Linked DNA regions of Homo sapiens: region 1 is linked to region 2. Evidence: chromatin contacts called from ENCODE Hi-C or POLR2A ChIA-PET data. All regions are on one chromosome and are shown on one strand. Each heading gives the region's core, a stretch centred on a gene start or an enhancer-like site at or near the end of the contact. The rest is flanking DNA. Distances are from core to core; before and after follow the strand shown.

Region 1 (2,975 bases), core at 140-2,639, 220 kb before region 2:
ACTAAAAGTAAAAAAAAAATTAGCCAGGTGTGGTGGCGAGTGCCTGTAATCCCAGTTACTCGGGAGGCTGAGGCACAACAATTGCTTGAACCCGGAAAGCAGAGGTTGCAGTGAGCAGAGATCACACCAAGGAATTTGATGGCTTTATCAGAAATACCAAATGCACAAATGCACTCCAGCCTGGGCAACAGAGCAAGAGAGACCCTGTCTTAAAAAAAAAGAAAAGAAAAGAAAAAGAAAGAGGCAGTAATTCCTCTTGTGGGCAAGGTTCTGCAGAATGATTTGGCTCCTGCAGGTTAAGTGCCCAGTCATAGGTGTGGGATAGAGCAGACTCCTACGGATGCCAGTGGAGACGTTGTGGGCCTGGGTCTGCTGCCCACTCCCCAGTGGGTCAGGACTCCGGCAGGGTCTCCTGGGCTAAAGCATGGAGGTGACTGTGTCCCAAGGCACTGGCAGCTCTGCCCAGCCTGTTCCTTTCCCACCCTCTGGCCCTCAGCGACTTTGGCTGCATGTGCCTCTGGCAGGGCAGAACCAGAAGTGGGGGCCTAGTGGCCTTCCAATTTGGGGTTCTTGGAGAAGGAGCCTGGCGTGCCCTCCTTGGGGAGCAGGTGGACAGACTGGATGTTTTATGGAGTCTGGGGGAGTCCTGCGGCAGCTATATCTGTTAAATGCCAAGAAGCCAAGTTGGTTTAATATGATTGTAGCTGCTGCTTTGATAAATCAAAATAATTAAAAATAATAAATTTGATTCCTCAACCAACAGGCTGTGTGTGGGCGCAGGGCCTGGGCTGCCGAGTCAGGGCCGAGGAGGTGGGAGTGGGCACGGGGACACAGGAAGGCCTGTCTTGTGGGATCCTAAATGGGGAGTGGACGGCAACAGGGCGGAAGGGGAGACTGCGAACCAGTCGGGGGAGGAACATCTCTCACTTAGCAGAGCCGAGCCCTGCTGTCCACAAGCCTGGGCTGGGGCCCCAGCTGGGCCTGCCCCTGGCCCTGTGGCATTGGGCCAGCCTCAGTTTCCTCATCTGTCAAATGGGAAGGCAGTTCCACCCACCTCCCAGGGATGTGTGAAGTCAGGCTTTGCTGAGTGTGTCTGCCCAGTGTTGAATGGGCCTCCGTAGCCCCCTCGGCCCGTCCCTGCACCCGCTTTGGTCGCTGAGGCGACCAGGCGTGCTCGCAGCGGCTGCACAGCCTTAAAGGCCCACCAGCCTGCCCGGACTCTTCCTCCCACTGATGGCTGTTGTCCTACCACAGGATTGTTCTGTTTATGAGGACGTCCTCCGGTGCAGGACGTCTCTATTCATAGCTCCCTTCGGCTTCCAGAGTTGGGTCAGGAAGCCCCATGCCACGCCCTGGGACCGAGTTCAGGGTGCCGGCAGCTCTGACATCAGTTGGGGGGGAATTGGCAAGGGTTTTCTACCTCCGCCCCTGTCCCCTGCCCCCTGCCCCCCATCCATGTCCTCAGGAGCCGTATTTGGTGTCTGATCCCAAAGTGTCTGAGCAGCTGGAAATCTGAACTGGTTGGAGGGGGCAGGGGCTGGTGAGGAGGGAGGGACAGGGTGTCTGTCTCTTTAAATGCACTTTGTGTCAGTGCGATAAGGAATTTGATGGCTTTATCAGAAATACCAAAGCTTTATTTAGCAGGGTGAGGCTCACACCACTCAGCTCCACACAACCTGCTGATAAATAGCAAAAAAGAAAAGAAAAGAAAAAAAAACCTCCAACAACTCACCAACACCCCAGCACGGCAAGGCAGGAAAGATGCATCGGACAGAAAGGCAGAGAAGCCAAGTGGGAAGTTTGGGGAACTGGGGAGCTGCAGAGGCTGGGGGTGGGGTGAGTGGGTTCCGTGGGAACTGCAGGGGCTTTTTGGAAAGTGCTGATAGGCAGGCGTTCGTAGATTTTTCTGTCATTAGGTAAAAATACTATAATGATTTTGATTCTTCCAGAGAAAGGGCTTATTAAGGAGACACGCCCTCCCCAGTGTCCTCGCTGGCCGTCTGTCCCTCCTGCTCCTGTCCCTCCAGCAGCCCAGCCCATCTGAGTCTCTCTAGGGGAGCCCTGAGGCCCAGCCCTCTGCTAGGTCTGTGCCCCGCCTGCCTGTGCTGGTGAAGGCAGGGGCAGCCTTGAGATGGGGGAGAAGTTTGACCGAACGTAAAAGAGACTGCCAGGGAGAGAGAGCCGCCTGTCATTGCAACTCCAAGAAAGGGACCCCCGCTCTGTACAATGTGGCTAAGGAAGCTGGAGAGGGGAAGGCTTGAGAAAGCCTTTGGGGGATGGACTGACTCCATGCTCAGGGCCGGGTCTCAGCCCAGGGAGGTGGCCTGGCCCTGCCTACTAGTGGCATTCCAGGACTTTCTGTGCTACCTGCCACTGGGCAGCTCTTGGGGAGCCCCTCCATCCTGGCCAGTCTAGATTTATTGTGCTGTCTAGAGGGTCAGCAGAACAGCAGAGTGCCACTTCCGCCTGTTCTTCCTCTTCTTACTCTCTGCACCGGGGCATTCGTTCTGCTGCTCTCGCTTGGGGAGCCCCTTCCCTTGGGTCTGGCTTTACGCTCAGCACAGGGGCTCAAGTGCAGCCACCCTCAGTATCCCCCCAGATGGTCCATACGTCTCCCTCTGCCCACTGCTCCCCATGAATCTTTTGATGTGAGCAAGCCAGATTTAAGCCGGGGTCCCCATCCATGCCTCTCTGCCTGTGCCTCTTCTAGCCGGCTTGTGCATGTGACTTCCTCTGGAAATGGAGGCAGGTATCAGCACTCCGGGTCTACCCGAGAGCCATGTGGATGGGGAGCGGATTGGGTGCTGTGGAGTGTGGATTGGGTGCTGTGGGGTGGGGATTGGGTGCTATGGGGTGGGGATTGGGTGCTGTGAGTGTGGATTGGGTGCTGTGGGGAGCAGATTGGGTGCTGTGGAGAGCGGATTGGGTGCTGTGGGTTGTGGATTGGGTGCTGTGGGGAGCGGATTGGGTGCTGT
Region 2 (3,177 bases), core at 70-2,569:
GGGGCTGCCCATCTTGTGCCCCCGCCCTGCCACACGAGTCCTCAGCGGGCTCCTCTGCCTGACACCCTCCCAACACCACTCCCAGGAGGAAGAAGCAGTTCACACAAGACCACGCGACTCAGCTGGTGCCCCCGTTTAATCAGGCTGCTGCAAATGCTTGGCCAAAAGCAATAAGGGCATGACTGAGAGACTGTGGGAGTTTAATATAAAAAATTTAATAAACAAAAAAGTGGGGGAAGGAGAAAGGGTCTACCTTTTAATAGGGCCCTAATTACCCAACTCATAGGATCAGCCCAAATGAGATGGGAGTTTATTTCGGGGGTTTTTTTAATTATTATTTTATATATATATATAAATTGCCGCTATGTGTTTTCTTTCCTCTGAGCAATTATGCAGCAAGTACGTAAAGAGGAGAAAAAATATTAATTAAATATAAGGTAATTGTGGAGTTGGCCTGGAGAGAATGAGTCTGAACTCTGGACGATCACAGGCTACTAGGGTTTGAAGACTGCTCAGGGCCTCCCAGAAAAGAAAGAAATAAAAATACAACCAACCAACAAGCAGATGCACAGTACAGCAGGAAGAGCAGGGCACAGAAACACTAGCAGAGCAAGGGGTCTGCAGGGCTCCAAATACCAGAAATCAGTGAGCTGGCCAACTGCTCAGGGCTCCCAAAGAGCTTGTCGAATCAAGCCCCAAAAGATGGACTGGCCACTCCTCCGATGACCAGTTAAATGGGTACATCAAAATTTGAAAAGAGAGAGGAAGGAAAGGACTGCAGCGGCCTATGGTGTTCAATCTGCACTTCAGTCTAAAACAACCACAACTTCGGCCTGAGGGGCACTGAGGCAGGCCCCAGGGAAGCAGGCAGACGTCCGGAGAGACTAGCAAGGTGGGGCCTCCTGGGCTTTCCCACCACCATGACCTCAAGGAAGGAACTGGGCAATACCAAAAGAGTGAAACGAGGCCACCGTGGGAGTGCTGGGATATAAGCCCGTAACTGGTGACGTAACAGCAGGTGACATGAATGACAACACTGCTCCCCTGAAACAGTCCCAGCAGTGCTTGTATCACCTCGGCCTTTCTACAGACAGCTCAACTGGATCCAACTCGCCCTCAGCCTGGGAAAGCCTTCGTACACACTGGAATTCAGACGTGTTCATACCCGCTAAGTCCCTCACGTCATCTCCTCCCGCGACTGCCAGAAGGGGAGTGAAGCAGAACAGGTGAAACCACAGGCCCTGCTGAAACAAAGCCTTGGCAGTACAGCCCTACGCCTGCTATCGCTACGCAGGAAGAAAAAGCTCTGAAAAGTTAAACCTAGAGCTGGCTCTCCCATCAAACTTATCTGGTTTATACAGAGCCAGTCTTACTACCCAGCCAAGAGGACTTACAGCAGGCCCTGAAAAGCAAAAAAGAATGAAAATGGGGTGGGCAGCCTGGGACTCTGGCCACCAAATGAAAAGCACTTGGGAGAGAAAATTACCTGCAGTGCTTAATAGGCCTCTTCCCTATCCATAGTCTAAGAAGACAGCGTTGGGAATGACAATCACACAATTACTGACCAGGCAAAACCAGAATTCCATCGCTTACCTGTTCTTTAAAGACCACTGAGGCGCTCGCACCCTGAGGGGCAGAGCAGAGGGCGGCTACTTCAAACAATCTAGAAGCCCAGCCACCTCACTCCACCTCAGCCTCCCACGGGCGCAGGAATCTCACTAATTACTATTGATCAGCCACAAACAAAGTGGTGCAGGACCATCTGGGGTGGATGCTTTTAGTCCTAGAAAGGACCAGCCTTTACTAAGGAGAGATCTCACTCGTCCCCACACGCGAGAAGAGAAGTCAGAGGTCACTGACAGAGGCAGTCTCTAGGTAACAGCTACTTTTAAAGGGACACTACTGACGCAGAACCATAGGAACAGAAGGTTTCTTTTCACTCGCGTGGCATTTTAATTACTAGAAAGTGATACCACATATCTTGGGTACTTACCAGCGGCTCTCGAGGCAGCACATTTTCACTTCCTGGAGTAGAGCTTGGCTGCAGAGAAAAATGGAAACAAAAATAAGATCACAGTGCCACCCAATGGACATCAAAAAACCAAAGATGTTCCGTTCTCAAACGATGCACGCTGGCACCTCTTTCTCACATCTCTCACTGGTTTTTCACGACACAAGAGTATTTTGCAGTGGACTACCTGTAAAAAGTAGCCCAAAGAGTCTGAATTCACCAGGGAAGATGAAGACTGTTTCTGGGTTCACTTGTCACACCACTCCAAGAACAAGGCTTGGTTCTGCTCAGGAAGGCCCACGATCACCTACTGAGCAGCAAGGGCTGGGGACCATCCCAAAATCCACGGGAAGAGTAGAGTCCAGAGAAAAGGCCTGAAGAGAGAGCACAACACCTCCTCTTTCTGCCACCTCCCCAACGTCAGGGGACTGGGAAGAAAAGTCGCGCAGCAGTGGAGAACCAGATTCCACCACCAGGGGGCCCCAGCTGCCCACGCTCAGGATTTTCTCTGGGCATCTAGTTTCTGGAGCCCAGAAGCCAGTAAACTACACAGGTTCCTATTCATCACCTGCCACTAAGGACACCACCCCACAATAGTAAAGAAAGCCCCAGGCTTAAATCCTTCTTGGAAATAAGCTAGTGACAGGCTGGCATATAAGCAGACCAACCTCCAGGCGAGCAGGCAGCACTGTGGCCGAGGCCCTGGCTCTAGCCCGTTTCCTCTTCCTTGGGGCCACTACCTCACCCTCACAGGCGCCTTCGACCCTTGACTGATCTGGCCAAAATTTAGAGAAAGGGAGAGGCAGAGGTAGAGACAGATTCTGAAGAAATTTACAAATCTCCAAAAGAATAAAGTAAGCAGGTATGCTGCTAAGTGAGCTATGATTAGTTTACTGTGACTGATGGTCAGGCCAATTGCCATCTATCTACAGTTAATATCCAGACAAGTGCAGCAAAATCTGTGTGTCCCAGGAGACAGCCTGCAGCCTCCATTCTCCCGGCTATTACAGATCAGATGGAAGTGCCAGGCCGCCTTGGAAAAGGACAGAGGCCCGGTCTGCAGAGGGTTCCCAAAAATTCCTCATGCCCAGCTACTACCACATTAGCTGGCACACAGCACAGTGGCAAGCACTCTGCTGGGTGAAGGCCTCTATCCCTCCATCCGA

Evidence for each region. A loop is a pair of places that touch in the nucleus more often than their neighbours do. ChIA-PET counts read pairs that join two places held with the same protein, here RNA polymerase II (POLR2A). Pooled maps may share reads with other maps.
Region 1: a loop to region 2 is called in a pooled map, with 2.2 times the contacts of the local background. The contact joins two enhancer-like sites. A Hi-C loop is called at or near these places in 1 of 50 pooled maps. POLR2A ChIA-PET finds 5 or more read pairs at or near these places in 3 of 52 experiments (BJ, HEK293 and Panc1).

What each region holds. Positions count from the first base shown.
Region 1 is chr1:10,716,124-10,719,098 of GRCh38, reverse strand. All of the region lies in intron 2 of CASZ1 (castor zinc finger 1), which reads left to right. Among named protein-coding and RNA genes, the nearest start is that of CASZ1, 79 kb to the left of the region's middle. Within about 2 kb of position 1,389, at least 2 of the 41 ENCODE cell types and tissues checked have a DNase peak (open chromatin) inside an H3K27ac peak, as active enhancers do.
Region 2 is chr1:10,494,138-10,497,314 of GRCh38, reverse strand. It overlaps PEX14 (peroxisomal biogenesis factor 14), which reads right to left. Exons shown (of 9, transcript NM_004565.3): 2 at 1,994-2,041. Among named protein-coding and RNA genes, the nearest start is that of PEX14, 21 kb to the right of the region's middle. RefSeq lists an enhancer at 1,827-1,886 and a silencer at 2,349-2,643. Within about 2 kb of position 1,319, at least 20 of the 41 ENCODE cell types and tissues checked have a DNase peak (open chromatin) inside an H3K27ac peak, as active enhancers do.